2 separate regions of the Homo sapiens genome follow, and region 2 is linked to region 1. Evidence: chromatin loops called from intact Hi-C (ENCODE). Cell type or tissue: endothelial cell of umbilical vein. All regions are shown on one strand. Links, peaks and the distances in the headings refer to the core of each region. The heading gives the core; the rest is flanking DNA. Region 1 overlaps LIMCH1 (LIM and calponin homology domains 1). Region 2 overlaps LIMCH1 (LIM and calponin homology domains 1).

Evidence for each region. Peaks named below come from ENCODE experiments on the same cell type or tissue, not always from the same donor. Only the 100,000 strongest peaks of a DNase experiment are listed, where the experiment ranks them.
Region 2: a loop joins it to region 1, with 2.1 times the contacts of the local background. A loop is called at or near these places in 4 of 110 quality-filtered maps.

Annotation. Positions count from the first base shown.
Region 1 is chr4:41,593,086-41,610,065 of GRCh38, reverse strand. LIMCH1 (LIM and calponin homology domains 1) reads right to left here. Exons shown (of 32, transcript NM_001330672.2): 2 at 11,040-11,146; 3 at 6,161-6,191; 4 at 4,062-4,172. The coding sequence starts at 4,070. Among named protein-coding and RNA genes, the nearest start is that of LIMCH1, 63 kb to the right of the region's middle. In endothelial cell of umbilical vein, for the core only: no CTCF peak of the experiment used is centred there; a DNase peak (open chromatin) is centred at 9,625; H3K27ac peaks cover 750 bases; H3K27me3 peaks cover 272 bases.
Region 2 is chr4:41,541,112-41,558,091 of GRCh38, reverse strand. The region is part of intron 1 of LIMCH1 (LIM and calponin homology domains 1); the gene reads right to left. LOC105374423 (a long non-coding RNA gene) reads left to right here. Exons shown (of 4, transcript XR_001741667.2): 1 at 1-4,503; 2 at 6,474-6,647; 3 at 12,723-12,877; 4 at 14,356-14,638. Among named protein-coding and RNA genes, the nearest start is that of LIMCH1, 11 kb to the right of the region's middle. In endothelial cell of umbilical vein, for the core only: no CTCF peak of the experiment used is centred there; a DNase peak (open chromatin) is centred at 7,571; H3K27me3 peaks cover 497 bases.

The DNA.
Region 1 (16,980 bases), core at 5,894-13,893:
GAGCTGAATGGCATGGCCAGTTTGAACAGTGAAAACCAGGCCACCCAGGGCTGTGCTTGGCCAAGCTCGTCCCGAGGAAGCTCAGGGTGAAGTGACAGGCTGGCTCTTCAGCCAGAAATAAAAATGAGGATATCAGCTGGATGGACAATTCTATTGGTTCCCATCAAGTCACCATATCTCATTTTCTGGTCACTTAAAGTGAAGCTTCTGATGGCGAGCAGAAGATATAAACCAACAGAGACTAGCACATCTACATTCTCCTTTCTTGGGCTCTAATTAACATTGTCTCTGCTTTTCATCTAGAATCTCAGTCCCTTGTGCTAACTGCTACTGAGTTACTCTAGTTAAAGTATGTTAATGAAGGGGTGAGAACTACTAGCTTCATGAAATTTTGGGATTATTTTACTCATCTTCCTCCTATCCCCCTTTCTCAGACATAACAAGAACCAGCTAGGACTGGTGGATGACTTAACAGTTTCTGAGAAACTCCAGATGCTTCTCTTTTACTGCTCAACATTTTCTGCTCCCTTTGTGATTTGTAAGGTGGCTCACCCTGATCTAGAGGGCTTTAGGGTTCTACTTTTCCAGCCTGCTCAGCCACTCTCCACCCACCACCCTCTGGTTGTGGAAGCTGTTCATTCCACAAATATCTACTGAGCATCTTCTGTGTGACAGGCACTGTTCTAGTTCACAACATTCCAGAAAAATCAACAAATACCCTGTCTTCATGGGTCTTAAATTCCAGTAAAGAAGACAAAAAATACACAGAAAAACACAAATGAATACAAAATTGGATGATAAGTATCATGAAAAAAAAAAAAAACATAAGGTGGGTTGAGGGACTAGAAATTGAGATGGTTGCTCTTTTAGGCAGAGATCTTGCATCTGCTTGCCCACCATGCTCCCTCCCCTTTTCCCTTTCTTCCTGTAATACCCCTCACCCCCTGAAACAGGAGTAGCCTGGGCCAGTCACGGTATCACTTGCCCCTGATCACAGTGACTGCTTCAGGAATAAGGTCCACATGGGGCCAGGGTACATTACTAGGAATTTTTTACACCTGGGGCCAGGGGACAGCATTCCCTTGCTTTTCTGGGCAAGGAGCTAGAAGCAAGTAATCCTGGGGATGATACTGGCCACGCTCCCTGTTATAAGGGAATGTTTGCCTATAGGAAGAAATAATGAGTTTAAGGAGAGATAAGAGATGAGAGAAAGATCCTGAAATCTCCAGGGCCACCCTCGTCCCCATGGGTGTCCCTTCAATCTTAATATTCTTGTAGTAAATCCTCTTTGTTCAGCTGAAGTGCCACTTCCTTTGGAAGGACTTTTCTGACATATCCAGTCTCAGTGAAAGGCCACTGTCACTGTGATGTTAGAGATCCTTTAAAAAAAAATACAGCAGTAGCAGCAATCTATGAATACCTACTACATGCCAGACTTTATGCCAAGGGCTCTACCTGGGTCACCTTTACTATAGAACTTAACAAGTTGCACCCTAGTGAATCATTTTTATGCACATTTCACCCACTAGAAAAATGAATATAAAAATTTGTGGATAATCTCCTTTGTGAAAGAAAAAAAACTAATTTCAAATTTATTTCAGCCTGCATATGTGCAGAAGAGATTACAGTTGTCCCTCAATATCTGCTCTCCTAACAAAAATGCCTACAGTTTTTAGCTGAAATAAAGTCTACTTTCCCCAAGTCTTTGCTTGCAGCTAGATATGGATGCATGACCAAGTTCAAGTCTGTAAGATGTAGCTATGTGTGTAGTGTGTAATTTCCCAGAGGTGTGTTTAAAGGGAGAGCATGGAATCTTCTCCCCGCCATTCCTCCCTTTTCTTGGCTGAATGTGGACATGATGGCTAAAGCCTGAACAGCCATCTTGGATCAGCAGGTGAACAGCCATGGGTTGAGGTTGTTGGTACAAAAAGACAAAGAAGCTTGGGCCTTCTGTTGGTGAAAAGACATGGAACCCCACATCAGCCCTGGACTGCTCATGTCCACGTCTCATTTATGTGAATTAGAAATAAAATTGTTGTCTTATTTTATCTGTTATTTTGAGGCTTTTGTGTTTCCCAGCTGAACCCGATCCTAACTGACAAAATGAGATTATATATATCACATATAAAACTAGTATTTCCAGGTGCTCAGATAGTCCAGTGAAGTTCAAGTCATTTTCTCTCTAGATGGAGATATGGCAGTATCATGGCTGGCCATTTTTGCTAAGAGTCATGTATCCAGGGATACTACTTACTCCACCATGTCCTGTGATGTTACCTACATTCAACAAAAAGGGTAACAGCTGTTAACAACAGGTCATTTTACAGCAGTTGAAGAAACTAACTGTAGAAAGAGAAGCTAGGAGAGTTGAAGAAACCAATAGCTGCTCAGATTCTACAGGAGCTGGACTAGTAGTAAGAAATGTCAATCATGAGAATAAATCAGATTCCAACAGAATCTAGCAGGGGAACTGTGAGACAAAGCTTCATGACCCATCTATTATTATTCAAGTCCAAATTTAATATAAAAACAATAAACATTTAGACATCTCAAATCCAGACTGGATGTTAGATGAGAAATTAAAGGGCAAATAAGAGGTGAGACTGAGAAGCAATGAGTTGTGCTTCATTGTGTGTCTGTGTTTATTTAATTTTTAAAGGAATTCAGCTTAAAGTACCTTGTGTATGTGCGTTATGACCAATATGAAAGCTTTGGCCATTTATAAATACATGAGCCAGACTGGCCTTAGCCAAATGTGAAGAACTATCAGGACCATTAGCTTTAATTTAAGGAAAGGAAAATAAATGTTTAGAAAATTGGAACCAATTCTTGCTTTCAGTATTAAAAGAAAAATTGCAAGGAACTGAATGTTTCTAGTTCATTTATTTTGCATACTAGAGAAATGAGGAAGAGTAAGGCCTCAATTATTTGTCCTCTAATGTGGACTTTATCCAAAATGCCTGGAGGGGCCGGGTGCGGTGGCTCACACTTGCAATCTCAGCACTTTGGGAGGCCAAGGTGGGTGGATCACCTGAGGTCAGGAGTTCAAGACCAGCCTGGCCAACACGGTGAAACCCTGTCTCCACTAAAAATACAAAAATTAGCCAGGCTTAGTGGTGGCTGCCTATAATCCCAGCTACTCGGGAGACTGAGGCAGGAGAATCACTTGAATCTGGGAGGCGGACGTTGCAGTCAGCTGAGATTGCGCCACTGCACTCCAGCCTGGGCGACACAGCAAGAATCCATCTCAAAAAAATAAAATAATTAAAAAAGTACATGGAGGTCCATTATAAATAAGCCTTACCTGTACACTAAGGCGGGTTGGGAGGGCCTCTCCTGGGTAACACTATGTACTAGCCATTTGTATGAGTTGTATATTGCTGGACCTTCAGATGAAACATTCAGGCAAGTAGTACACATGAAACATTCAACTGTTTCCTTGACAAATCCCTACCTTAGGTCAGTCTTTTCTATACTCAAAGAAACAAATGAAGCTTTTAACAATGTATGAAATGTTTTCCAAATTCCTATGTCATTCAAAAACAGTGGCTATAACATGCACATGTTAGAGGAGAATGCATTTAATGTATCCCGCCTTGTCCAGAGCGTATGCCAAGGTAAGAGCTTGGTTCACGTTACCTCACCCACATCAAGGCCCCAGTGGGTAAGCAAAATGCCCTTTAGCACAAAAGTGCAGAGCGAGTCTTCATTTTTGCATAATACTGCATTGTTTAATTCAAGCATTATTCCCCCAAGAAAACAAGCACTGAGCATCTTGGCATACAAAGGCATATACTGATAGATTGAATTTGCTTTTTTGGAATTAAAAAGTTGGATGGAGCTCAGAACTCCTGTTCTCTGAAGGGTATGAAAGTGCAGGTAGGTGTGACATGCATGAGGCAAAGATGTCATTGGTAAGACAAGTGATCGTTTCCTTGAGTGCATATCTTTGGCTCATACCATTCCACAACCCAGTACTCTAGTAATCTTAAAAACAAGCAAATGTGTAGCTTTCCCACCTTGTCTAACGCTTATGGGATAAAGAAGAAAAGCCAAGTTACCTTTCGCATCTGAGCCAACAATCCTTCAAACTCCTTCAGGTTTAGTGTCGTTCCGCTGTAGGATGTGCAGCTGTTTGCTGCTTTTCCCAGCCAGTAAATGGTAACTAATACCTGTGGAACAAAACGCACAAGAGCAGATTTTTCCCTCAAGAATGACGTTTAAACTAAGGAGTCAATAATGTACCACTAACAGGAAGGCAGGAAGGAAAGAGCTGATTTACATCGATTTTAAAAAACCACCACCCATGAGGTATCCATTAAATGTAAAATCACTTTAATAAGAACCCAATGCCATGTCAGGCAACACAAACACGGTTGAGTAGTTAAAACGACTCCAGCGTTAGGGAAAGTTAGGTAGTGAGGAAATGATCTCTAAGACAGCAAGAAGGAAAAATGAATCTACCCACATTATCTTTTATGTAGTGAAGGTTTCACAATTTTTCAAAAATGCTTTGGAATCTTTATCCAGAGAAGCAATGAAAGAGACTGTCAATTCCTTTTGAGAAAGGTGCTTTTGAAGGCCCATAATTTCTACTTGTGGGCACAGAGGTTCCGCTAAGGCCAATGGCAGAAAAAAAATAAAATCCCAAACAAGTGATAAAGGTTAATTAGTGGTTCCCAGCACAGGATCAACATAATATATCTAATTAAAGTCAAAAGAAAGCAGTGTCGTGAAGAATATGATCTGCAGATACCTAGCTTTGGGGTATAGTTAGATTCCCATTAATCTGAGATGGGAAATTTTGAGCCTTGACAAGGCTTGCTACCAATTAAACAACCTTGGATATTTAAGAATGTCTATGAGTATTCAATGGTCTGAAGCTACGGTCCCAAGTTAATTTTGTTCTGTATTTCCAAAGAAATTGTCCACAAAAGCAAATCCTCTTTACATTCACTTCCCATGAAACCCAGCAGAGTCAGCTGAAGATGAGCTCCTTCACACTGAATTACAAGTATCTGAGGCCCATGTAGAAGCTAAGATGAGTATTTTCTTTTCACACTCTGTCTTATCGCTTCAGCCAGTCTGGGAAGTACTTATTGTGCCTCCTTCTACTTGGTAGGCCAGAAAATGTTTCGGACAACATGGTATAGTTACATGAGTCCAGCTGGCGACAGACCCAAAATATGGTTATGTGCACTGATGCTAAGAGGTGATTCTGTTTTCTACCTCTGTGGGAAAATTTTACTTCATGAATCCCTCGAAACTTCCAGAACATCCTTTTGAACTGATTGCTTACAAATAAATTTCCAGAGATTCAAACGTCAGGACATTAACTAGGACCATAAAATAACTAATGTGTGCTGAGAGTATGAGGCTATCTTAAAAGGTATAACGGGGGAATGGAAAATAGACTGTTGTGTTTTAGGTTAAAGGTTTTCTGATTTGTTTAAAATTTTATGATGAAAAATGGCGTATACCTCTAGTTTTATAAAGGAGGAAAAAGAAGATAAGAATGAAAATGCCAATCAAATATAATAGCACCTAGGGAAACTTTTTTAAAAAGAGGCTTCAGCCAATTTTAAAATTTTAGATGCAGAATGTGACTTCTTTCATTCCTCAATCTAAACTGAAAATAAAACAGCACTAACATACTTGCCTTTTGAAAATAAGATCTACAAAAAGTTCATTTGGGCAAGTACTAATAAAAGTGCAAAAGATTTAAAGGAGAACAAAATACATAGAGTATAGGCCCATGGCAGTCAACACTATTCATATTGTGCAGATCTTACCCTACAACAATTTGCCAAACTCCTTAATTTAATAATCCCATCTGTGCCTACAAATGGAAAGGGGCTAATGTTAGTATTGAGCCTGATCATTTTGTGTTTAAGAAACTGAATCATAAACAGAGTACAAGCTTTCACTTGTTTATTTCTGGATTGAGCACTTATCTAAATAAAGAGAACCACCACCACCCCAGCCCAACACATACACAATTTACTATTTTTATTTCTATCATGGTCATTAACTATTCTATGAAATACACATATACTTTTTTCTAAGGACTTTTTCCAGCAAGGCATATGAGAAACACTGAATTAGCTAAATTTTACACTTGAACCATCAAAGATACAAGTTTGGAAGTTAAAACACTTACATTTTTCAGCTTCCTACTATAATCAAGGCTCCTAGTCAAGGAAAGGGAAAAGAAAATATTGTCAGAATAGCAGATTCTAAATTGTGACCTTTCCTTAAATGCCACTAAGATGTACTTGAAGCTAACATATATAATGAAATCAGAAGAATGTATTATTTTTTAAGGCTTAAGTTTTGTGATTTCGGGCACTGAATAAAGTTAATTAGGAAACAAAATGTAGAAGGACAAGGTGGGATTAAAGTTCCACAGTACGCTATAAAAAGACGATGCTTTATAATTTCTGGAAATAGAAAAAGTCCGATCAGAACTGGGACTATTCATAGTTGTGTTCTCAAAGATTAACCACTGAAGATTCTGCCTTGATTATAGACCACCGTCAAACTGAAATCCGACTGCACTTCCAAAATCTTCATGCAAGTATTTTTAACACAGGTCTAAAACCTTATTTAATTAGACAGACCTGAAAATATGTGTACAAGAAGGAATCCTATCCAAATATTTGTTCTTTTCTGCTCTGGACATAAATTAGCACTGGGAATAAGCCATAAGCAGGAAAATATGCCTGTTATGTTCAAATATACACACATGCATGCTCAAATATGCACCCATGTTTACTCTCTAACTATAAACAAAAAAGCTACTTCGAAATATTCATACAATGAAATAAGACTTCCTGCAAAATTATTTCAAAGTTTTTTTAACACGTCAACAAATACACACTAGAAAAAACAAACTGCACTTCTTTTTTCCACAGTAACTTCGGTGAGGGGGAAGGGAGTGTAAGACTATCATATAAACCAGTCAAGAATTCCTGCAAGTATTTAGACCCTGATTACTTCATTGCAGCATACACTGACCTAAAGTACATATTAATGAATAAGTGAACCATTTTAAGTCCATTGAAATTTGAAGAAATAGAAAACAAGTAGCATACCATGGAAATAAACCCATCAACAAGGACATAGATTGAAAGAAGCATTAGTCCAGTTTGGATTTGATTTAAAAAATGTTTCATGTTTCTGTTTTTAATAGGAAAAAAAATGGGATGTCCTTATCTGCTTGGATATCTGCTAGGGTTTGTTGTTGTTGTTGTTGTTTTGAGACTGAGCCTCACTCTGTCGCCCGGCTGGAGTGTAGTGGTGTGATCTTGTTTCACTGCAACCTACACCTCCTAGGTTCAAGCGATTCTCCTGCCTCAGCCTCCCGAATAGCTGGGACTACAGGCACGTGCCACCATGACCAGCTAATTTTTGTATTTTTAGTAGAAATGGGGTTTCACCATGTTGGTCTCCATCTCCTGACCTCGTGATCTGCCCGCCTTGGCCTCCCAATCTGCTAGGGTTTTTAATTTAAGAAAGAAACCAGATTTTTAAAAATCTATAAAAGATTTGAAACTTTTATGGAAAACAAATTAAGAATAGGGAACATAAAGCTTTTTCTGCAGTGATGATAAAAGTTCACTAAGACTGTAACCCAGTGCTAAAAATTATGCTTGGTACATAGTAGAAGCTCACAAAATATTTGTTGAATGACTCCCACCTATTATGTGGAAATACTTCCAAATTTTGACAGAGACACTCGGGAGCAATCCAGAGCCTGCGTACATTTCGTCCAGTTGCTTTGATTCCTTGGAATAATACTTGCTGTGTGCCTGTCTAGATTACACTTTCATTTCCCATCAAGGTTGTCTGGCATCCATTACAGGTAGAGTTCACTAAATTACACATGCAGTAATCACTTGCAGGCTTTTCCTCTTTTTTTTTTTTTTTTTTTTTTTTTTTGGTCTACTCAAGTTTCTTCTAAAAGAAAACACACACACACACACACACACACCACACAAGAAAAACTGCCTATCATGAAAGCTAAATGAAAGAGTATTTTCTGAAACAAAACTTCCAGAAAACCATCCAAAGCTCTTCTGTGGGATCTATCCCTATACCTTACTGCTTCCGCTAGTAATTGGTGGCAATGGGGTGCTCCTCTCTGTGTCTACAGATGTCCTGCTCAGCTCTTAGAGGGACAACAGAGAAATATAGCAGTTCCACTTTAACTACCTTAGTTTACAAAATCTGCATATGTTACAAGCATTCCCTGCACAGTGCCAAATTAAACCAGCATCACTTATCAAAAATACACGAAATCCGATAGTTTATTCCATACTCTACTCCTTACTAAAACCAGAAACAACTTTCTACGTACTGTAAGTGAATTTATAGCATCATTTTAAGATAAAATTCTTTATGTTCTTTGAAATACTCATACAGTAAAATGTTTTTTCTCTATAATGATTCTGAGTTCAACATCCTACCCTGCTTGTGGACTGCCACGCCCACCACACATGTCCTTACACATTATCCTTCAACCACACCAGTTACTTTTCTTTCTTTTAAACATGAAGCTTGTGGTTCCTCTTCCCCTGACTTTGTACCTGCTCTTTCTCTGTCCTGAATGCCCCACAGATCTTCCCACAGCCTGTTCTTCCTTCCTATTTGTGTCTCAGCCCCCAGTTAGTGCTCAGCTGAAATGCCAGCACTTCAGAGAAGCCACCCTCAACCACCTCCGGACTGGCCACTGTCTTTTGCTTATCACTCCATTTTATTTTCTTCTCAGCACTTATCACTTCCTGCAATGATCTTCTTTGTTTACTTCTTTGCTTCTCATTTCTTGACACTGGATTGTAAACTCCACATGAGCAGAAGACCTTGGCTATCTGAGTTCATTCTATTTCTCTAGTGATGAAAAGTATCTAACACACAGAAGCTGCTCAGCAAACATTTGTTGAATGAATGAATGAAAAATGCCAGGGTCATGGGGGAATGTGATGGCAAAGTATTGCCTAAAGAAAATAAGAGTACCCAAGTGAAGGAAACATTAAAAAGAAAATGAGGAGAAGAAATACAAAAGGAGAGATAGATGGAAAGACGGGATTAAAAAGGGAGGGAAGGCAGAAGGAAGAAAAGGAGACAGAAAAAAAGACGGAAAAATCAACAGGAAAACAAAAAGATGGTACAGTAACTAAGAAGGGACTGTATCCACGTGTCACTTGCCTACGTGACATTTTCCCCTTTAGATTTCTTTCCACACCTTGATTTAAATCTCTTTTTTTTTACAAGTCAGTTGTTCCATCTTCCCATATCTGCACTGAGCAAGCTTGACCCAGAATCATACCAGATGGAATATTCCATCCAGTTTCAATTTTTAGATGAATACATGGGGCCTGCTGAAGAAGGGAGCTTAACCAGGGCTTCAGATCTAGTGAGCAGCAGACCTAGGGCTAGATCCTCATTTTCCTGATGCCCAGTTTTTTGTAGATAAGCAATAAAGGTGATACGAGATTTGAATTTTTAAAACCAATCAGGCTCAGAATTCTGGTTTAGTAACATACTGATTTAAAGTGGCTCTAAAAAAAAATGAATGCAGCTGCAGACACTTTCAAAGTGACCTTTCCTTCACCCTCCAAGCAATGTGTGTGTGACTAATTATTACCTACGAAGCTGCACAGTTGCTATTGTTTCTGGTCACTTGCCACCCGGGTGAAACTATGAATGGGAGATGAGGCAGAACCTAAAACAATTTCCTAAAGTGAACAATGGTTTATAGAGGATAGATTTAAGTACAATAATAAATGGGGCATGTGATGACCAAGATGAGGTTTAGTGCGGTTTCCATATTCAAATATCCTGATTTTTATTCTGTTATTTTTTCGCTTAGTTAAAATTTTTCCAAGAGAAGTTTTAAAGAATGGCATATTGACAACAGAAAAGTACTTTTAGATAACAGATCACTACTAACTCTCCCATATTCCCAGTCATGAATCACAAAATCCAACATAAACCCCAAATTTTATTTTATCCAGTAGTTCTCATTTTTTTCCTATTTTTCCTCATCCTTTTTAAAAAATAAAAAATCAAGCAAATAGTATAAAATCAAATAGTACAAAAAATCAAGCAAATAGTATAAAATCAAATGTATAAAAATCAAGCAAATATAATATAAAAATCAAGCAAATAGTATAAAATCAAGCAAATTGTATAAAATTAACAGCTCTGAATTTTGGCTTCTCTCCCTTTTCTGTTCCTTCATGATAAAATGACTCCAAAAACAATCAAAAGAAGAAAAGTTACCTATTCACAGACCCTATCTATGTAACTATGTTTATTATTAAGGCATATCCATGTCAAACATTGTTTGGCTAAAGTGGAAAATGTTTTATATGAAATCAGTAGGATCTAAAGAACTTCTAAACTACAGGAAAGTTATCTCTGCCATCTCATACCCTGGTCACAAGCTATTTCTTTACACAAAGTACACTGCTGTCTCTTTTATTGTGACATTCTGCTCCAAGAATTATTTGGCCCAAACAGGGCTCATTAAGTAGATATAGTCAAAGTTCTTGATCCATCTTCAAAGAACTTGATCACTGACACATATGAGAAGACAGTTACACATGTAAATGAAGAAGCAAGTTCTCCATAATCTAATGCTTTCTTTGCATAACAGAGTTCAGATCTGTTTACCTTCCAAGAGCCTACTCAAATGTTCAATTGGTGCCAATAAAAGTTTTTTGTCTAACACACTGATTCTGTGCCTATTTCTTTCTTGCCTCTCTGTTAATCTTTACTTAACATTTTTCTCCTCTTCAAAATTCAAACTCTATATGCAAGAATTTTGCATTCAAAAAATGATGTTTGATCAGAATGAAAGCTATGCACAGAGGGAAAGTCAATGTGAGTTGTTTTGAAAGTTGATTTTTACCTTCACATTTTTATTTTATTAAGCATAACCAATTCTCTGTCTCTTAGAACTTACAACATCATCACAAAATTGCAAATCAAACTATAAAGGAGTTTCCCTTAAACATAAATCACGCTTTACTTACTTGACTGTTACTCTGTTGGATGTATCCTGGAGGTCACTCGGGTCAAAAAGTTGAGATTCTTTAAGGCCGAGCTCTTTACAACCTCTCAAGAATAAGATAATATTGTCCTAGAAGGAAAAAAAGAAATATAAGTCTATATTATCTTAGATTATCTTTATGAACCAGCCCCTCCCAAGTTGCTGTAGGGATACTGGTCACTAAGGCAGCTATGGTCAGGTCTAAATCATAGCTTGCATAACAAATCATACTTTGTTAGGAAATGCCAGATAAACAGACACTTCAAACCTCCAAACCCACAACCATGCCAGATTCATTTTTTCCCGTTAGCTTGACACATTTGTATAAAACTGCAAGTAAAATGCCATTAAAAAGGAAAACTTAGCATTGTTAGGGGGAACTGTACTCAAAAACAGGTATTCCTTATTGCTTCTTTGTCCATGTCTTGTTGCCTAGAATCTGGTTGAAATTGATTTCTTTTCTTTTCTTTCTTTTTTTTTTAAAAAGGTTTTTCATCTTTAGCAAGTTTTTCTTCTTAATTGATCTTCTAAAATATATTCTTTAGATGTATTTTACATCCTTTAGGGATTTTGACTAGTAATACCTCTTTGTGGATTATACACTGAGTTAAATGCAAGAAAAAAAATCTAGACAATCGAAATGAGAAAAAAGGACAGGGAAAGCTTTTAAAATACTAATGCAAAAGACTGTCAAGAAAGTGAAATTTTCTCTAGCAGATACAAATTTACTTTGAATTGGCAGGCACCAATGACAATTAAGGAGGGGTCTGTCTTCATCTATTTTAAGTCATTAAGTACAAACAAATGCTTCTGAAAGGGATTGCAAATTGTGGGTCATCCTTTTGGAACTCCAGGGTATTAGTCAAGAAGTTTACCAGCTACAAGTCTCTAACTGTTCTCTTCCTAAAAGACTTTTGAAGGTGCTAACTGACCCCATCAGTTAGTGAAAACTACAGGATAGGGAATGTCGGCTCCAGAAGCCAGACTGATGTGAATCCATCTGAATGCTGTGAGAAACATGCTACAAAAATCTGAAACGATGGTGGTGATTACAGAATCACGTATTCACCCACGTGCAATTCAACTTAGTGAACAGAGAATATTTCCAGTTACCCAGTTTGCAGTCAGGATTCTAAGATAAACCCCAAGAATCCTGCCCCCAATGTACACACCTCTTCTTGAGTGCAAGTGAAATCTGTGAATATGATGGGCTATAACTCTGTGATATGTCACTAGCAAGTTGACTTGGAGTTAATCAAAAGAAAGATTATCTGATTGGGCCTGACCTAATCAGGGAAACTCTTAGAAGGTGAGGTCAGAATTCATGCTGGCCATGAATTCTATAGCTGCAAGGAGATGAATTCTGTTAACAACCACATGAGCTTGGAAGGAGCTTGGAAGATGTTCAGATAGGACCTCAGCCCACACTAACACTTTAGTTTCAGTCCTGCAGGACCCTGAGCTAAAAATCCAGTTACACCATGTCCAGACTGCTGACATTCAGAAAATGAGAGATAACCATTGGTGTTAAAGACATTAGGTTGTATGCAGTAATAAAAAAATTAATACATCCAGGCTCAAAATAACAACAAGAACAATAGCAATAAGTTGCTAACCTTTCTATAGCCCTTATTATTCACCATGCATTATTCCAAGAACTTTACATATATTCACTCATTTAATTCCTGTACAACTTTATGAAAAATTTTGGCAGATGAGTGATCTAAGGCACAGAACAATTAAGCAAATTGTCCAAGATCACACAGCCCCCAAACGATGGAGGTGCAAAACAACATGTCTTATATGAGGAACTGAAGCATAAAATCTGAGGCCAGCACCAAAGGAAGATGAGGCTATGCAGGTAGAGGCTGATCATAGACGCCTCGAAGGCCATGGAAGACAAGTTGCAGAATGTCACAGGGGGGCTATATCTGAGAAGTGAAAACCCAGATCTATGGTGGAAGGAGATTGTTGCAGGTGGGGTTGGGGGGAGGTAGACGGTGTGAAGGAAGTACTAAAAAGGAAGAAGATGGGAGACAGGGAGAACAATGACGAGTTACTACAACTTTATTTTCCCCCAGTGAGGGTGGCTTCATCCCAGGATGTTTTCTTTCTGGGTAAAGCCTAGGTCTTTTTTCAGCAGGCAAGAGATGCCATTGTTCACAAGACCTCTTGGAGGCTGACAGTGAGCTAGCTGCTCAAAGTCTGAAGTCACCTACACCCTCACCAGTTTCTCCTTCGGTTACTTTCCACATTTTTAAATTATCAAATGTAAGAGTTCCCTCCCATCCCCTGAGTTTTGCAGTTTTCCACTTTCTTGGCCATATATGTTTCATTGATTGACACTGTCCTAGGTAGAAAAGAAAGGGAAAGAAAGCAAGGATTGAAAAAAGTGGTGATACAGAGTCCATTTTAAAGGACCCAGATTTTCTAGTTGTGCATTGATCATCCTGTCGCTGAATTTAAATATAACATCTTTCTTTCCAAAACACTTATTTTGTCCCAATATTTCAGTTACTTGAAATAAATCGTTTTCAATCCTTTTTTCTAGTTAACTTTGTTATCACACGGACATATCAGTTTATCACTGATTTTAGCTATGCAAACCATGCCAGTCTTACTTGCTTCCAGACTTGTCTTTACTCAGTACTCAGACTTCCAATTTGGGTCACATCATTTTCCAGAGACAGCAAAATTTTCTCCCTGGAATTTTGCTTTTCTTATTGCCAGTGGAAGAAGTACATGTGGATGTTCATTTGGTACGTTTACATGTAAATGATCGGTTACAAAAATGGTAGAAAAAGAAGGAATAAAAGTCACATACTTTACTATTACTGGAATATTTATGAGCACGTATGGAGATAAAAATTAGTACAATAAAGTATTGCTGAAAAGTGGAAAAATACTTTGTCAATATGAGAATCAAAGCTTGCTGGTGAACTTTTTTATTTTTTTTTTTTTGAGATGGAGTCTCACTCTGTCACCCAGGCTGGAGTGCAGTATGCAATCTCGGCTCACTTCAGCCTCCACCTCCTAGGTTCAAGAGATTCTACTGCCTCAGCCTCCTGAGTAGCTGGGACCACAGGCATGAGCCACCATGCCTGGCTAATTTCTGTATTTTTAGTAGAGATGAAGTTTCACTATGTTGGCCAGGCTGGTCTCGAGCTCAAGTGATCTGCCCACCTTGGCCCTGCAACGTGCTGGGATTACAGGCATGAGCCACCATGTCCAGTTGATGAATTCTTTTTTAAAAGGCTTTAAAAAATTTACTCATTATTCTTAAGAAAATAGGTTAAAGATTGGTGAAGGCTGTAGATATCAGACCATTATGGTGAATTATGTGGGGCACTTAATAATATGAACTAAACATTTATACCTTACACTCTTCAAGCATTTGCCATCTAGCTACCAGGTCTGTTCTGAGGATGTACATGGATTATTTCATTTATTTTCAAAACAGCCATACACAGCAGGTACTGTTATTGTCTCCATTTTCTAGAGGAGTAGTTGAGGCACAGAGAGGTTATATACCATACCAGTCACCCCGCTACTAAATCTGACTCCCAATTAACTTCACACAGTGGAAAAAATAAAATAAAGTTTCCCCAGATGTTAAAAATGCTAAGTCTGAAAAGTGGCAATTCCTTTTCCCGCCTCTCCAAATTTCCAGGTGCCTTATTCTGAATTCAGCCTTCCTGAAATTTCCATTTTAGTTCTCTTTCTTCTTGTCTTCTCTTTCTCTATGATGTTCTTCTTCCTCCTTCCCTCCCAACGGCAAACAAACACACATACATATGCACCCTCTTAACTTACTTGGCTCTGTGATTCTCAAATGCTCCACTGCTCTAGCCTTGAACAATCTTGAGGATACCACATTCAAAAACACGTGCACCACTCACTTACAATTCTACCATTCAGGAACAGTAAATAAACCCTTTACCCCATGAGGCAACTCCAAACCAACGAGTGACTAGTACAGATCCAGGTGAGTCTTCACTTGGGAGTGCAAGTATCCTCTGACTGGCCTTTAAGCTCTGAGTGCTTTCTGCCCAGAGGAAAGCAAAGGCTGAGTGTTGATGCTCTCTGGACATCATTTGGCACCACAATAAAAGACAAGACCTGTGACCAGCATGTAGTCCCCTAAGAGGTGCATGACTGTGACCCCCACAGATTCTCAACAAGGTGCTCCTCCTATGTGCATCCCAGACACACAGATCTGGGATGCACGCCTTTGAACACCATGCTGTGTTCAGCGTGCAGCCTGCAAACACAAAAGCTTTGTGCTGCCAGCCAGCCCAAACAATTTGGGCTAGAAGATTTAAATAACTGCAGGTCTGTTTCCAGCTTCTTGCTACAACCTAATGATGCTGGAGGGGAGCCAGGCCCTAGGCAGAAGAAAAGCCAGAAGGAAGAGCCACCCAGCCAAGAGCTAGCAAGGGCAGCCACTGGAGCAAGCGAGAAGGGCTGTGCCTTTAATTACATAAAATGCATTCTGTGAATTCTCATCTGCCTTGCTGTTCACACTGAGATTTTTCCACATTTACAATTTCCAGCAAAACCCAAAACTTAGTGTGTTAACTTTGGAAGCCAAACACTAAAAGTGTCTCAATCCCAAGGGAAAAGAAGTACAAGACACTGCTTTACTATAATGGCTATATATTTAGCTCTTACTATCGTGGAGCTAACAAACCCATACATCTTTGCAAGAAGTTTTTAAAGGACTCTTCAAAAAAGTCAATGTCATGTAAAACAAAAATTGGCAATCAAAGCCATCATGAACAAATGCAATGTATGATCTTTGATTAGACCCCAGATCCCAAAGGAAAAACTAAATAAGGGTGTAATAGTCTAATTTAAATATAAACTGCACATTGGATGATATTACTCAATGAATGTTAATTTTTTAGGTGTGATCATGATTTTGCATTTATATGAGAGACTGCCTTTATTTTTAAGCATCCACATGAATTATTTAGGGGTGAATTATCATAATGTCAGTAACATAACTTTCAAATGGTTCAAAAAAAGTATGCATGTATATATATGTTCACACGTGTGGGGGAAGGGAGAGAGAGAGAGGTTGCGAGTATGTCTGCCTGTCTGTGAAGACAGAGATAAAGCAAATAGTAAAATAGTAACAAGCAGTGAATCTAGATCAAGGGACAGTCAACTTTTTCTATAAAGGGTCAGATAGTAAATCTTTTAGGCCTTGTGGGCCATATGGTGGTCTCTGTTAAAATAATTCAACACTGTTGTTGTAACCAGATCATATGTAAACAAACGTGTGTCTGTATTCTAACAAACTTTATTTATGAAAGCAGGCATTGGGTGGATTTGGCCCATAGACCATAGCTGGATGACCCTGTATTCGCTTATTCACCATACCATTCTTTGAATTTTTCTGTATGTTTGAGATTTTTCCCAAAAAAGGTTGTGAGAAAAGGTTCTTGACTTTCTAAAAGATATATTCAACTAGGTAGGATTGTGACTTCATTGGTAAAAATCTATTCCACAAAATTCAAGGAAAAATGGTTGTCACCTCTGAGATGACCACTGCAAACTCATGGCGGTAAATCCTCAGGTGCTACTGATGGAAAGTTACCATTTCTGGCTAATTGGCAAGTACTGCATAACATGAGTCTCAGTTCAACAGAAAGGCATAACATAAAGTTCCTCAAAGAGTCTATTTTGTACTAGACAAATATTAATACATGAATTTATACCACTGTTTATGTAACTTCCATACATTAAACCCTCCTTGTTCATGGGCCAGTGGTTTCTCATTTCATTGATTTGTGGGCTTGCCCTGTGTATAAAAACATTTCCCAAGGGCTATGGGTAAGACCTGAGCTTGCTACCTTCCCAGGGCCTCTTACTCTAAAGACATCCTTGCAACTCACTCCCTTTCCTTTCACACTCCAAAG
Region 2 (16,980 bases), core at 3,294-11,293, 49 kb after region 1:
TATGCAAACTGACATCCAGGCACCGTGAGGGGTCCTTGAGGAACGTGAAACACCATCATCACCAGGCTGACACGTGTGGCCACTGTGATAAGGTAGATAATCTGCAACCCTTAAAACCTAGCTGTTGGACATCAAGTTTCAGAGGAGATTGAGTTGAGCATGAGGATAAGAGAAAAAAAAAAGTGTGTATTGGTGTCAAAGTCAGCTCTCCAGGATTCTTATTCAGATCCTAACCTCACAATTAAAGCCCCCACAAAAGCCCACACTGATTGTAGCCACCTTCACTAGAGTGTAGTTTAGAACCGCCCTTGGCACTTCCAACCCTCCAGAACACCTTCACCCTATGTGGCTTAGGTAAGGATTCCTTCCATGCAGTGTCGGGAGAGGTTTCTGGTAAATCAAGTTTCCCTCATCACCTTAAATTTCTAGTGGTGTTTTAACACCTCACTGATAAAAATTGTGCTGGGTCTGCTCACCAGGCCACCTTTATTAAGAATTCTCCTCATCATTCTAATTACACACACACACACACACACACACACACAGAGGCAATAAAGATTTTTAAAACACACACATTTTAACATCTTTGCTTGATTTAGATCTATTTATTGCAAGAAAAAGCATCAGTTTAAACTTCCCTGGATACCTTTTTAAAAATCATCTCTTCCATCGATTCTTGTAAACTCTAAATGTATGAGAGAGTGGAGTTAGGTATATTTTTAGTGTGTTTTATGCACACTAGTACATGAGGCTCCCTTGTATAACCCTTTTTACGAAGCTTCAAAGGTAATTTTACATTTATCTTTGCATTTATGACATTGTTGGTCATGATGACCACTTGATGCCTAGTCCTTATAAATGGAGGCAACTCCTCCATCCTGGTATTGATGCTATGGAAAGATGAGAACCATTTTACAACGGCCCACAGGATGATACAATTTGCAACATTAGAACACAAGGAAGGTCTGCATTTATTATGTGTCAAGATTGTCAAGCAATCGATACAGAACTGGTTTTGTATCCCAAAGAAATAGAGATAGATTCCTGGAATGGCCATTAATGATAGTTAAAATAAACAGAATTCTGTGTCGAATGGCTGCTTTAATAGCAGATAGGCTATATAAAGAGCTCTATTAACCTAGCTGGATGCTGTATGCCAAATACCTTCCCTTATTCAGGGGAGATTTCTTGGAAAAAGTAGATCCTGTGGTGAATTTTAAAGAACAGCAGTTATATGATTTTATCTCTTAGAAACCCAGTCTCTTAGTTTCAAAAACACTCCTCAAATTGCTTGGTTCAAAGGGTAATTTCCCAGTTTGTTTTTATCAAGATTATGTCTATACTGAAAGAAGCCACAAGACAGGAGGAAATGCTCAGGCTTCCAGGAATTCAAAGTCAGATGGATTCAAATCCCATCTCAGCTGCTGCTTAAGATATGGGGCTTGACTTAATTCATCTAAGTCTCAGTTTCCTCCACTGTAGATGGGGAGGCGTAATATAATGTACTTCCTAGGCAGGGTCCAAGCAATAGATGTAAACTGCCCAGTGTCTGGGCACATCAGGGCACTCAAAAACTTGTAGCTAATTTAATAGCAGAGTTAATGATCAAAAAGGTAGAACCAGGGACCTTGACACTGGCAGTCATCTCTGCATGTTATGATATTTTCTTTTTCTTTCCTTTTTTTTTTTTTTTTTTGAGATAGAGTTTTGCCCTTGTTGCCCAGGCTGGAATGCAATGGGATGATATCAGCTTGCTGCAACCTCTGCCTCCCAGGTTCAAGCAATTCTCCTACCTCAGCCTCTCAAATGGCTGGGATTACAGATGTGCACCACCATGCCCAGCTAATTTTTGTATTTTTAGTAGAGACAGGGTTTTGCCATGTTGGTCAGGCTGGTCTTGAACTCCTGACCTCAGGTGATCCACCCGCCTCGGCCTCCCAAAGTGCTGGGATTTGGCTAACTTCTTTTTTCAGATCATTTTCCAGATTTCTGCTCTACATACTACCTTTCAATGAGGACTCTGCCAACCACTCTATTTAAAATTACTGGCCAGGTGTGGTGGCTCACACCTGTAATCCCAACACCTTCAGAGACTGAGGCAGGCAGACCCCCTGAGCCCAGGAGTTCAAGACCAACCTGGGCAATACAGTGAAACCCTGTCTCTACAAAAAGTACAAGAAAAATTAACCAGACACAGTAGCAAATGCCTGTGGTGCCAGCTACTCAGAAAACAGATTAGGAGGATTCACTGAACCTGGGAGGTCGAGGTTGTGAGCTGTGATCACGCCGCTGCACTGCAGCCTGGGCAACAGAATGAGACCGTCTCAAAAATAAAATAAAATAAAATAACACTCTACAGTCTTTCACCTCAGCACTTTACACCCTTGTTTATAGAACTTGCTTTCTAACCATATAAGAAAAAAAAATTCTTGTTTGTTTTACCATTATTATCTGTTTTCTCATTAGAAGATAAGCTCCTCAAGGGCATTTTGCCTGCTGATCAATTTCCAGTACCTGGTGATTTTCTGATATTTGTTGAATGAATGAAAGAACTTCACTTAGATTTGTTTTGCATTTTGAATGCTGGATTAGTCAAAAAGGGGTGATGCTTCCTCCCAGTACTCACACCCCAGCTTTAGAGTCAGGGCAACACCCAGTACACTGCTAACCAAGTGTCCTTAGAACCAATGGAAGGCGGTCAACTAGCTCTAACATAGGCATACCATGTAGTTGTGAGTGACAGAAAGCTTTGATAGGCTTCAGTATTCACCGCATGCTCTTTTGCCTAAAATCCTTCACATTTATGCCCATCAAGTGGCACAGGGGAAAGATGTTTGAACTTTCCATGAAAACAGTAGGACACGCTTGCTAAATCAACACCACCCTGAGTGTGATGTCAATCAAGTTCATAACGTTCAACAGAAACCTGCTTTTTGCAATTTGTGAACAGTTTTCACATCCGCTAACTATTCATGCCTTGTTCGAGCAGATGTGTCAACATCTCAGCAAAACCCCAAATATCAATCAAATGGCAATGACTGGAATTTTAATCAACTACAGGAGTTCTCAAAAAGAATGGAGAAGACTCCATGGCAACAAACATGTCACAAAGTGGATAATGCCTTTTAATCCTGACTACTGAATCTTCAACATCCACCCTACCCTTCTGCAAGTAGAGCACAAATTCTACAAGACCAAGGACTATGTTCATGTCTTGTTCCCTGCACAGTGCTCGACACCTAATAGGGACATGATAAATATTTATGGAATGAATGAATGAACTTAGTTAATTCAAGACATACTTCAAAGACCCTTTACAAAACCCAATTGACACGGTTCAAGGACTAGGCATGAAAGACAAAAATTTTTTTTCACAGGATGGATGAGACTTGGCAGCAGTATATATGGACAAAAATCTGAGAAGTTTTATTTTTCTCAAGCTTAATGTGAGAAGAGGGCCAACTGTGCAATTCATCTGCTAAGTAAGCTAATGCCATCTCAGCCTAAATTAATAACTAATAGAAGCAGTGTGTCCAGAGGATAGGAAATAATGGTTCCCCTGCAGTTTTTACTGGTTAGACCACACCTAGAGGAAGGTTGTACAGGTCTGAGTGCACATTTTAGGAAGAAATACTGACAAAATGAATAGTCCAGAAACAACATCTCATAGGTGACAGCAGAAGGAATTGGGAAGCATGAGCACATGCCTGGCATTGCCAACCAGAGTAAGAGAGGTATGTGGAGCAGTCCCACATCCCATCACCTTGGCCAACCTCAGCAGAGCCACCAATTCAGCCATCTCAGATGCATGAGCAATGAACACTTGTTTTACACTCCTGAGGTTTTGTGATTGTTGCCTAGTTCAATTGCAATAATAGATAAATGACAAAAAGAGAAACAGTGGAAGATCTATTAAATACAAGTGGAAGCAAAATAGTTCCTTTTCCTTAGAAGAAGGGAATGGAAAAACCGATTCAAATGGCTCTCAGGAAGAAAACTTTGGATTCAGAAAATTGTAGTTTTATAAGGATTGAAGCCAACCATGAAAAGAACAGGCTTCAGTGAATTTGAGCTTGGAAACCAACAAAGCTGGCCACCACACCACAGCTTCTCCTGAACCTGACTTGCTCTGGCCTAATACTACTGAGCTTGAGAATTCACTTAGGTCAAGGATATTATCTGTTTTGTTTTTACGTCACTATACATTGAGATAACAGTGCAGGATCTGGTGCATAGTAGGTATGCAATACATAGTAGGTAAACCAAAAATGAATGGAGGATGCCAAAACTGGCCTCCAGTCCCTGGATCCAAGAGGGAAGATGGCTGAAACTGGCTCAAGAATCTTTCATCAGAGGTCACCACCAGCGCACCATGAAGTCTGATCCACTGACACCAACATCCCCTTGAAATCAGGCTCCCTTCCTCCGTTCTTTCATTGCTATCATTCAGAGTTACCACTTTCTTTTAATCACCATGAAGAGGGATCCCACGTCCTTTACCAGGTACACAGGGATTCTCAAGACTTAGTCCATATCTCCCTGCCCTCCTCATCCCCCACCACACCCTACCTCATCCACTGGTCTAGTGGTATCTTGCACACTTTGCTCATGCTGTTCTATCTGCTGGGAACATACATACCACCTTTTTCTTTCTGCCTGGTGAACTCAGTTATCCTTCAAGACTCACCTCCTGTAAGTCTTTTAGGAAGATTTCTCCAAATTCCCAAGTAGACTCAATTAAGGCCCTCCTCTATGTTCCCACAGCACTTTGTGAATATATCCATCTTATCACCTACCATGCTAAACTGAAATTGTCTGCCTCCCCTACTAAATAGTTCCTCAAAGGTGGAGACCATGCCATTCATGGTTGTAACCCCGAATGCACAGTGGCTGGCACAGTAGACAGTCACATGATAACAGAACTAAATCAGGAGTCAGACAGCTGCCCATCACTGCGAGAGATCTCGCAGAGACCAACTGGCCATCACTCCAGAAGGGAGAGAAGAGATTCTTGTAGCGCCTGGAAGGCTGATTATACCAGTGGCACCTAGGGTCACGTTAACCCCATAATTACATGATTTTATAAATCTCCATTCAGATTTTTGGGGATTGGAATAGGAATTAAACACATAAGCACTTTGCACTTTTATTTTTTTAAACAGCTCACCTCAAATAATTAAAATTCCTAAGGAGATAACTATATATATTACTTCCATGAGCCATGAAACTGAACTTTCAGCTCATAATTCTTAAAGTCTGTCTTACTTCTGATTATATAATGCTTTAAAATTATCATAATCAAATAGTAATAAGGACATAAAATGCAGAGCCTAGCAGAAAGGCAAACAGATTTCAGCAAATATTTTTAAAAGCTATTTTATCCAAGCTCCTGAAAAAAGGACAGCATTAATAAAGAACAGACCAAGTGTCTAGAAGAGGTAGTGGCAGGGTAATTTGAATACTTTGTGTCACAAAATTTTTAAATATCCATGTTTATAATTTTTATGGATTGGTGAGCAGCAGCCTAGGAGAACAAGAAGCAAGAGACAGGAAAAGGCACTGATTCCAAGAGAACAAGAGCCTGTAGGGAAAGCCTCCAAAGTAACGCGATGGCATTTATATTGGCCCTGAGCTCATGATTCGAGCCTTCTGGAGTGTTCTTCCTCTCAGATGGATCCTGATGCAGGCGTGGCACATGCCATGTTTTAAAGATCAGTATATGGAGATATAAAGGATGCACCACACAGATAGAGGGCCCTGTCTACAAGAGAAGACGGTTCTTCTTTTTACAGACTCTTCACACAGCTCATGAACACATAGTGATATGGTTTGGCTGTGTCTCCACCCAAATCTCATCTTCAATTGTAGCTCCCACAATCCCCACAAGTTGTGGGAGGGAGTCAGTGGGAGGTAACTGAATAATGGGGGCAGGTCTTTCCCATGCTGTTCTCCTGATAGTGAATAAGTCTCATAACAAGATCTGATGGTTTTACAAAGTGGAGTTCCCCTGCACACGCTCTCTCTTGCCTGCTGCCATGTAAGACGTCCCTTGCTCTTCTGCCATGATTGTGAGGCCTCCCCAGCCATGCGGAACTGTTCGTCCATTAAACCTCTTTCCTTTATAAATTATCCAGTCTTGGGTATGTCTTTATTAGCAGCACGAGAACAGACTAATACACATAGAAAGCACTTTCTCCACTATAACAGGAATTGGTAAACTTTTTCTGAAAGGGCCAAATAGTACACATTTCAGGCTCTGTGGTCCATATGTTTTCTGTTGTATCTACTCTGCCACTGTGGTATGAAAGTAGCCATGGATACTACATAAATGAGTGAACATGGCTGTATTCCAATAAAACTATGTTTATAGACACTGAAATTAGAAATTCACTTAATTTCCATGTATTATGAAATATTCTTCTTTTATTTTTTTCCAACCATTTAAAGATATAAAAACTATTCTTATCCCACAGGCCATGAACAAAAGGAAGCAGGCTGGTTTTGGCCTGCAGGGTATAGTTCCTTGACCTCGGCTTCATCCAAACACTCTAATTTCATCTCGTATTTGTATCCTTGGAGTGCCCAATGCCAGCAATACAGCCTACCCCTGGAAGATGCCCAGTATTGACCATTTGAATTTGATAAAAGTAAGTGCTAACTTCATGATACAACTATATAAAGAAAAGCAAGTCTTACCAGTGTTATTTTGTCCTGAGCAACTCCTTTGGAAAATTTTAAGAATCATGCACTTGTTTGGAAGGATCTCTGAGCCTAGCAATAGAAGGCAAGGCTGTTATAAATATCCATAATTATGAAAGTTCAACTAAACTCATGAACTCTGTAGATATTGCTGGAAGGATCAAAGACATATTTCCCCTCACAGTCCATCTGTATTCTTACCTAATTAGACAGCTGCCTTGACAATGACTTTAGAAACTTACTTCTCATCTTGAATGGGATCAATTTCCTATCATGGAGGAAGAAAGATAGAAGAAACATTCTGAATTTTTGGAATCAAAGAGTTAGTCTCCAATATGAATACCTATGAAAGGAATTTCTTTTAAACCTAGATGTTAAGAATAACTTTCTTCCTCATGAGAAATTAACTAAGTCTGATGGAAGCTAAAAGCTTTGTAATTAATCATATTTTCCTTTTTGCTGTGGCTGCCCGGAAACTCAGAGTAAAGTGTGTGCCCCGATTATAAAAGTTATATTATCTTTTGGTTACACTGATATTTTCCACAGTCAAAGCTTTTACTTTTTCCCCCAACTATAACTTAATATTTTTATGTTTCCAGTCCTTTGTAGAATAAGAAGGAGTACCAATTAATTCATTAATTCTCTAATCTTAGTAAGCTTGCATTTCTACTCAGGAACACAATCAATCATGTTAGCAATACACTCACTCATATCAAGATGAGCCAAATGAATAATTTCTTTCAAATATCTCTTTTCAAGGTTGTCTTTCACTTCTCCATATGTTTCTGTTCTTCATCTGGCTGTTAGTTTTTTGTTGCCATGGCACTTAACATTTATACAAACAATAAAAAACAAGGAAACAGTTCCTGCCCACTTCCTGTCAACTCTTATCTGAATTTCAGGCCAAGTGGTGTATGATTGATTCCAACTTGAGGCACCTAGAGATGGTGAAATGAGATGGCCTTGAGCCATTTACTCCAGAGCATTTTGAAAGTAGAAGGCTCATTTTTTAAATACCTAGGAGAATAAAATGAGCTAAAGGTATCAAATTATTTTTCCTATTGATTCAGTCAACAGGTATTAATTGATCACCTGCCACATGTGCTAAATTAATACCTGTTGACTGAATCAATAGGAAAAATACATACACACAATATAAAATTAACCAATTAGATTCTATATCAAATTTTGAGTCTCACCTTGTAAACAGGATAATCAGTTTTTAAATAGCAGCATGAGGGACAGTGGGCATAAGAAATGGCAGCCACACTGAGGATACTGGGGGTGAAGCCTGCCGTCTCTTACAATTTGGGTACATGGCCAAGTTTTATTATTAGGTTGGTACAAAAGTAATTGTGGTTTTCGCCATTACTTTTTATTTTGCCATTATTTTTAATGGCAAAAACCACAACTACTTTTGTACCAACCTAATAATTCAGACAGCATTCTTTGAAATAGAAGACAAATCCGACAGAAACTAGATTAAACTGTAATAATCTTACTCAATAAAAAGAATCTATCCACATATAAATCGTGTTGATTACAGAATGATTTCTATCTGTTTCTTCAAGTAAATCTAGCAAAATTTCTATCTTATATGCTTAAAAAATTTAATGAACAGAAAGCAAAAGTATCCTTCTTTTTAAAATGTACTATACTTTGCTTATCACTAACCCACAAGATACATGTGACAGAAGTAAGAAATCCACTCTGCTCTTGGAACACGGTGGTTAGGAGCCAGACTTAGGTTTGATCCCCAGCTCTGTCATACGCTAGCTGGGTTATTTTGGCCAAATTGTTTAGCTTCATTGCACTTGGTTTCTTCATTTTTTAAGTGAGGGTACTATTATATTGTTCCTAGTGCTATAGTAGAGAGAAAAAGAAAAAAATGAAGTCCTTAAGAATGTTATATAATAAAATGACTAAGGGCAAGGGCAAGGCATCAGCCTCCTGGGTTCAGCTTCTGGCTCTATCCCTCACCGAGTGCATACCCATGAGCACGGACTTCACATCCCTGTGTCTCAGTCTCCTCATCTGTAAAAGAAGAACACTAGTTGCATCTACTTTTTTGGGTTACTGTGAAGAGTAAAGAATAGAAATAAAGCGCTTAGCACATGGTGAGCACATACTAAATGTTAACTATTATTAGATTAATATCTGGCATATTGTAGGTACTAAATAAATGGTAGTTAATATTAACAGGCCCAGCACAGTGGCCCGTATGCCTGTAATCCCAGCACTTTGGGAGGCCAAGGCAGGATGGTTGCTGGAGTCTGGGAGTTTGAGACCAGCCCAGGCAACATAGTGAGACCAAGTGTCTTTAAAAAAAAAAATTAACAGTAGGGGACAAAATGGGAAAGAATAGAAACCATGAGTTTTCACAGGTAGAAAGGTCTCAGCAATCATTCAGTTTTATCTTTCACTCCACAAATGAGACAACTAAGGACTAAAGCAACAGAAACTACCCTGCCCAAAGCCCCTCAGCTCTGGAGGCAGAGCCAGCACTGCAACCCAGCTCTTTACACCTCCAGTCCAATGTTCTTGGCCTGAAACCACACTGCATACTTAGTCCTCCTGCCTCTAGGGGTGATGGAATTATAATGGAAACCAGTTTTTCACGACTCTTCTCCAAAAAGGAAAAAACGAGATGGGGATTTGGGAGTTGGAACAAGGTGAGAGCAGCCACTGGCAAAGAGACAAAATTGAATACTGTTCCTCAATATTTGGAACATATATCTGGAAGGCATCAGGATTTAATTTTTGGTGAAACTGGCCAAGGGTTTATAAATTAAAAATATAATCATAGGAAATAAGAATGACTTGGGGAATTATGGACTGATCAATTACACTCTGGGATAGGGCCAGTTGATGGTGTCATTAATCAAACAAAACAGCCCAGCTTTTTGAATAAGAGAAAATTGACTGAACAACTAAAGAGATTAGTTTAGTAAGGTTTTTGGTGGAGCGGGGGCAAAGAGGCTCTCTTGGATGAGTTTCTCATTATCAGGTATTTCTTAAAATGAGTTGAGTGAGATAAAATGGTTGTGAAAATACTTTAGAGGAAGAAACTATTCAGAGTACTCAGTTCAACACTCGCATTTTACAAATGAGAAACAGAAATGAAGAAAGCAAATCACTGGCTCAAACTGACTTGGCTAGTGTAATTTCAGGGCCTCATGGTAAGATTATAGATTAAAGTGTAAGCCTTAAACAAAGGGTAGAGATAAACAGGAGAAGTGCAATGATCTGTATCATTGCAGAAGTATACATCATCATTCACTGAGATCTTATAAGGTGCCAGGCAACATGCTACGTTGATCCATATGCCTTTATTCCTCACAAATTAATGAGTTAGGTACTATTACTATGCTATTTAATAGATGGGAAAATAGAGGTTTAGGGAAAAATATGAATGACATTAACACCTGCCAGCACCATTACTATAGTCATCTTTTTCTGAGCACATACCATGCACTAGGTAATGTACTCACTGTTTATATATATATATATATATATATATATATATATACACACACACAAATTATATATCATAAAACATTATATGTATTTATAATGTATATTATATTGTATTTATTTATAATATATGTATATTATATGTATGTTTATATTTTTATATTTTTATATATTATTTATGTATATATTATATATGTATATATGTGTATACTATTATATATGTATATATAACATACATATATTATATATGTATATATTTATATCTGTATATATTATATATGTATATATTTATAATATCTGTATATTTTATTATATATTAGCTCATTTAATCCTTACTATGGTCTTATAAGGTCAATACTATAGTTAATCATCATTTTACAGATGAAAAAATGCGAAACTTAAATTATTAGCCCAAGGTCACCTTGGGCTGGGAAGTGGCTAAGACAGGGGATGAAGCTGGGCCTCTGCAGTTAATATCTTTAAGAATAAAAAGCACAGGAAGACAGATACCACATGATCTCACTTATACTTGGAATCTAAAAAAGCCAAACTCATAGAGGTAGAGAGTAGAATGGGGGTTACCGGAGGCTAAGGAGGAGGTAACAGGTGGGTGAAGAAAGGTGACATGTTAGTCAAAGCACACGAAATTCCAGTTAGACAGGAGGAGTATGTTCCAGTGATCTATTAGACAGCACAGCGACTATAGCTGATAATAATGTATATGTCAAAATTGTGTGAAGAGTAGATTTTAAATGTTCTCACCACAAAGAAATAAGTCAGCAAGCTGACAGTTAATTAGCCTGATTTGATCATTCCACATTGTATAGACATCATAACATCACCTCATCACCTTGTATCCCAGAAATATATATAATTATTACTTGTCAATTAAAAATAAAATAAACATTGTTTACAAAAAAGGATAATAGGAAGAAGAAGATGCAAAGAAAAATCTCCATTTGCAAATCTTTGACTCTTCCAGTAGTAAAGACCTGACAGGGAACTAGCTCTCTCTGTCTCAATCTCGGTCTCAACCTCTCTCTCTCTTTCTCTCTCTCGCTTGTCTCTCTCTCTCTCCATATATATATGTAGGTATGTGGAATCCTTGGCATTTCTGTGGCTAATGGAACACTGAATTGAGCTAGGGGAAGAATGGGGCTTACCTAGGAGAGTAATTTTTGCTCTGATTGTACTAAAGCTCATTACTATTTTAGTGCCATAATCTATCACAGGGGAAGCAACACATTCATTGCCTGGAATAACATGCTAAGTGGAACAGAAAATCAGGTAAGAAAATAGTGTGGTTAAAGCATCTGAAAGACTTAGGAACAAAGAGACTGAATGATGGGGCTAAAAAAGAATAAAAAAGAAGAAAGTTGAGAAAAAAAACCACATTGATTTCATTCTATAGATAGGCAAGCATAACAGAACAACATAAACAGCTGCCCAAGGATTATTTTTATTAAAAAAAAAAAATACAGGCTGGGCATGGTGGCTCATGCCTATAATCCCAGCACTTTGGGAGGCTGAGAGAGGCAGATCACTTGAGCTCAGGAATTCGAGACCAGCCTGGCCAACATGGTGAAACCCCATCTCTATGAAAATTACAAAAATTAGTTGGGCATGGTGGCGCACACCTGTACTCCCAGCTACTTGGGAGGGTGAGGCAGGAGAATTGCTTGAACCAGGGAGGTGGAGGTTGCAGTGAGCTGAGATCACACCACTGCACTCCAGCCTGGGTGACAGAGTGAGACTCCATCTCAAAAAAACAAAAAAAACAGACCAATGAAGGCTTCTTTCTACTCTACATGGAAGGTAGTTTTCTATTTCTATAACATATTTTTTATTCCTATAACAATATATCATCAAATATCTGCTTAGAAATCTGTTGACAGAGCCTGGGAAATCTTGATGAATGAATAAACAGGTAGACCAAGCAGAAACAATTTCTTGTTTTCATAAAGCATTCACCCCAATGTTAATATTTCATATTGGCAAATTTAAGCAACCTAACAGTTGGACCATGTAAACTATGGCCAAAAAAAAATTAAACTGCCAAGTAAGTATGAAACGAAATGGATATTCTTGACTGAACATATTAATATTTTGACTTCCAACTGCTTAAATACATAAGCTCTGTGCTGACTTGACTTTTAAAAAAGTTAAACCTATGACTTTTTAAATGAATACTTTCTGATCAACCATAAGAGATGATCACTCACTCATTTATTGATTAAATAACCATTTAATAAAACATCAGGTAGCTCCAACAACCCTATAACTCAAGTTGCAACAGTGTCCTTTCAGGAATGAGTAAAGGAGCCTGTTTGGGGGGAGGATGTAAAAGTCGTTGTCGAGGTCAACATTAAGTTTAGAGCCAGATAATAGGGTAACTGCTTGATCACCCTTGCTGTGATTTTCTAGCAAAGCTCTTTGTTTTCCATTCCTGATGATCACTGCCCTTCACTTTCCACAGTAACTCTCCCCTCGTACTGACGAACAGGAAAAAAACACTCAAGTCCTTTCTTACATAATGTGTTTTTTTGCAGGAGATCCAGAACTCAAAGATCCTTGATGCTTTTTATCAATTCCACTAAACGTCAAGGACAGGAAATAAAAACATTTTTCTCTTCCGACTCAAACACAATACCCCTTTGTGAAGCTGCTAAAAATCTAGAAATGGCAAATCTGGGAAAATTTTCAGGTGAGCGATAGGCATCAAAATATTTCATTTTTGCTAAAAATATCTCTTAAGTTTTTCTTAGCATTCCAACTCACATCACACTGAATTTGAGTACAAAGAACAGAATCTGTTTTACCCTTGTATTGGCAGTGACTTTGAGGTTATACAAAGGAGTCAAAGTAGCCTGTCCTATGACACTGAAGTCCCTGTAGGCATTTGCCAGTTCAGAGCAGTTCCTTTCAGAATGGAAACAGGAAAGATGGAAAAGGGAAGAGAGATCAATGCAAAATTCTGTATCTTCATTACTTGGCAACTGGAGTTTCAATCAAGGACCCAAGAGGTAACTTAGGCAAGTTGGGGAGTCCCTGAAAGCTAAACCCATGACAGTGAATCTTGTGTAGTCCTCAGCAGCTGCCCCAGCACAGATAAATGAGGCTTTCTAGGAAGCATAAGCATCCTAATGGCAGTAAGGCTGATCCAGTGTCCAGAGGGAAACGTGGTGGCAACAGAAGACACGTGTGGTCTGGGGTAGGCTTTGATGTTGCAGCTCCACAGCAACAGAGACACATGAGAAGAGATCAAAATAGAAGAACCACCCAGCCTTGCTTGGAGAGGAGGTGGAATGGAATGGAATAACTAGGTAACTAGGTAATAGAAAACCAGGTAACTAGGTAATGGAATAATTAGGGAACCACTGGGCACCTGGAGGCTTCTGGGCTCTTCTCTACTCTGCAGGCTTCTCTCTGACACATTAGAGGCCTCCCAGACTCAACTGCTCCCCTCGACAGGAGCAGAAAATAGACGACAGCTACATTTTCTTCAAGTCTTGCCAAGAAAAACCTTGCAGGGTTAAGAACACAAAAGCCTTCAAATATCTTGCTACTGAGGTTCTTTCTTATAAGTTTCAGTGTATACCCACACACAGAGAGTGAAGAAAATTCACTTTGATTCAAAGGGTTCAAGAATGTTCACAGTCTTTCGAGGAGTCACTATGTTTTTAAACTCTTTCAACAGCTCTATTTGTTCTCAAAAGAGTCATAGATTTATTTAATAGCAGTTTATCTTTCAGTTGGCCCATTACAAGCCGGAGCATAACACGTAAAGCATCCAGCATAATCACAGGTTTGGAATTGAGAAGGCTTGGTGGGGGTGGGGGGGTATCTGAAATATAAAGACAATATAAAGGCAAAGAGTTTGTCATGTTATTTGCTGCAGGGAAGCATGTCCATAGGTGAAAAAGTTGAATTTCACATAAAAATATAGAAGTAAACATCTGGAGAAGAAAGACTTTCATGGCAGGTTTGTGAATACGCCCCTAAAAATCCATCGCCCATTTTAAAGAAACAACTAGGGTCTGTGGAGCAACAGGGTGAAACAATCGTTCACTTAAGATACAGTAACATCTTTCTACCAAGTGATAAAAACCTATCACAAAATAAATACACACCACATGTGCTCCATAAAAGTATAACACAGAGGCGCCTTTGTTTTTTTAACAGAAACCTGGCCAAGATGTGAAGACCCAGACTGTGGCGCTATGTTTGGGACTCAGAGGTCTGACACGGGAGCTGAGACTCAGACCAAAGAATTAAGATAGTAACAACATGTTGTCAATTAATCATGCTCATAAGGTGGTCAAAATGACCATGAGGACACATTTCAGTCTACCGGACAGTATGCCAGCTTTCATTCTTGTGCTCAAAGACAAAGAAGAAAGCTTTAATTTGGTGCAATATGGGCCGAAAGTTTAGTTGTCATATATATTAAACTCAGCCTACAGTCTTACTTGAGTAAATTTCATGAAAAATCCAATTTTCTTAAATGTAAGTTATGTTAGGGAAAAAACACTATCTCCACAGGAGCTCAGAGATGTCCCTAACAATACACTCAAACATATTTCATGTATTTTATGTTTTTATGTTTAAACTTATAAATGTAAATTAATATATTTCTATTAAAATTCATAAAATATATATGTACATTTATAATATAAATTAAATACCTTCAGCTGAGTTAGACATTCTGTGCCTTGAAGGACACCAGTTATTTTAGGAACAAATACTCTTTATTGAGGAAGAAAGTGCTGGATCCACCAATGGAATGAACACCCACATCTCTTAGACATAGTTCCATGCGTTACCTTCTTCCCCACAAACCGCATGTTTGTGCAATTAGCTTTCATCAAATCAACATATTAGTCACCAAAAAACATGCTGATGAAAACAAAGACAGGCTAGTTGCTTATTTCTTGAAAGTGAACAGTTCCTTTGGCCATTATATAAGATAATCAGTTTTGCCAGCATCGAAACAGATAATGCTTTAAAAATAATGTGAGGACAATGTTACAATTTTTTCAGTTCTTATTTTCAATTTATTGGCGTTGACTCATATGAGCCCTATATAGCAAGTTGTTCTCTCTTACTGTAGATACCTGCACTTACATACATATAAGACCATCCTCTGACTTCAGGAAATACTGAGGTCAGGTTCCCTGGCAGTAGGGAAGCTGCTATGATGGGATGGATTTCTGGAAACAATTGAAATATCAACGTGGAATAAACTTTATAAATACTTATCTTAAGGGAGTGTTGGCAGAAGCAAGGAAAATGGGTCAACTTCAGGAAATAGCACAGCCTATTTAAAGGCAAAAAAATCAAGAAACAAAAGGGAGTTCAGTTGCTGGTAAATCAGTTTTCTCTTTCTAACAAGTTTATTTATATGCATTTTTCTCTTCTTCCTATAAGGAAGGTATTTTTTCCTTCCTTTAAGTTTTTACTGTTAAATTCACACATTCACATTTTTTTAGTCCTTAATTACCCTGACTGAGTAATTTGAGAGCAGAAACCTCTGGCCATCAGGAAAAAAAAAAAGAAAAGAAAGAAAGAGAGAAAAACACATGTCCAAAAATTCCCTAAGCTTTTCCATATTCCTAAAAGCAAAATGTAACACTAGCAGTGTAAATAAAATCAATACACTGAGAACTCCTAAGGCTGGTTCTCAATGGAACCAGCCATTCCATTCTTGGAATGAAAACCTGAAACGGAAACGAGGAAGATGAAATGAGATTCTACCTAAAAAGACTCCAACAGATTGAGGGCTAGTGTGAAAATCCCAGGATGTGTAATGAGGGGAGGGGAGTAAGCTCTATGGTCAGAGCTCCCATCCAGCCCAGAGTGGCCCAGCAGAAGTCAGGCAAACACAGACGCAGTCCACATCGCTGCTCTACCACAAGCATGGCTGAGTTCGGCTTTTCAGATGTCGGACCTGGGGTGGGCCCTAGGAGGGGCTCAGAAACCAGAGCGACTTTTCAAGTTGTGTCCTTTATGGTATTTGCAGGGAAAGGGCCAACAATAGCCAAGGGGCTGTTTACCAAAGTCATTCTCCAGCACCTCCCACAGAAACGCTTGTGGAAATCACTGCCAAAGCTTACATGGGAATCAAACAGAAGGAACTGAGCACAGCCATGTAAAACATGCCCCAGTCATTTCGTAAGCTCTGTTTCTTCACAGATGGCTGCTGTGGAAGAAATGACTGCTTACAGAAAGCAGAGATCCAAAAATTAATCCAGCCACTGGGATGAAAGCAGGATGAAAAATGATCCTGTTCTATAATTCACATTGGTGATTTACCAGGTCTGGGCTATAAGACATCTAGGGATAAAACTGCTACTCAAAAGCAGATCTGGCAAAGGTGAGGAAACGGTGTGAAGGGCAGGTACTGCTGAAGATCTCTAGAGTCAAAAAAGGATTCACCAAATTAAAATAGAATGTTTCACAGACCAGTAAAGCCAGATGGGAGTTGGTAGCTCATACATATCCTTGTATTTCCAAGAGATGGGAGACTCCAGACTCTGAAAGGGACCAAACACAAGCTCACCTGCTGCGGCAGTACCCAGAGCTGAAAAGAGAGGATGCCAAAGGAATCCAGCCTTCCCGAATCTACACTCTCAAGGCTGGGCTTTGGGACTCTAAGGGTCTAATAAGCTATGGCTCTTATTTTATATCATTACAACAACTGCTTTGGTTCCTTCATTCTTTCACTACTTACCTGTGCTTCTTTACATTTCACAGGTTGATGATACATTACTGCTTTGGATTTCCCTTCAGTTTCATGGTTCAATCCAA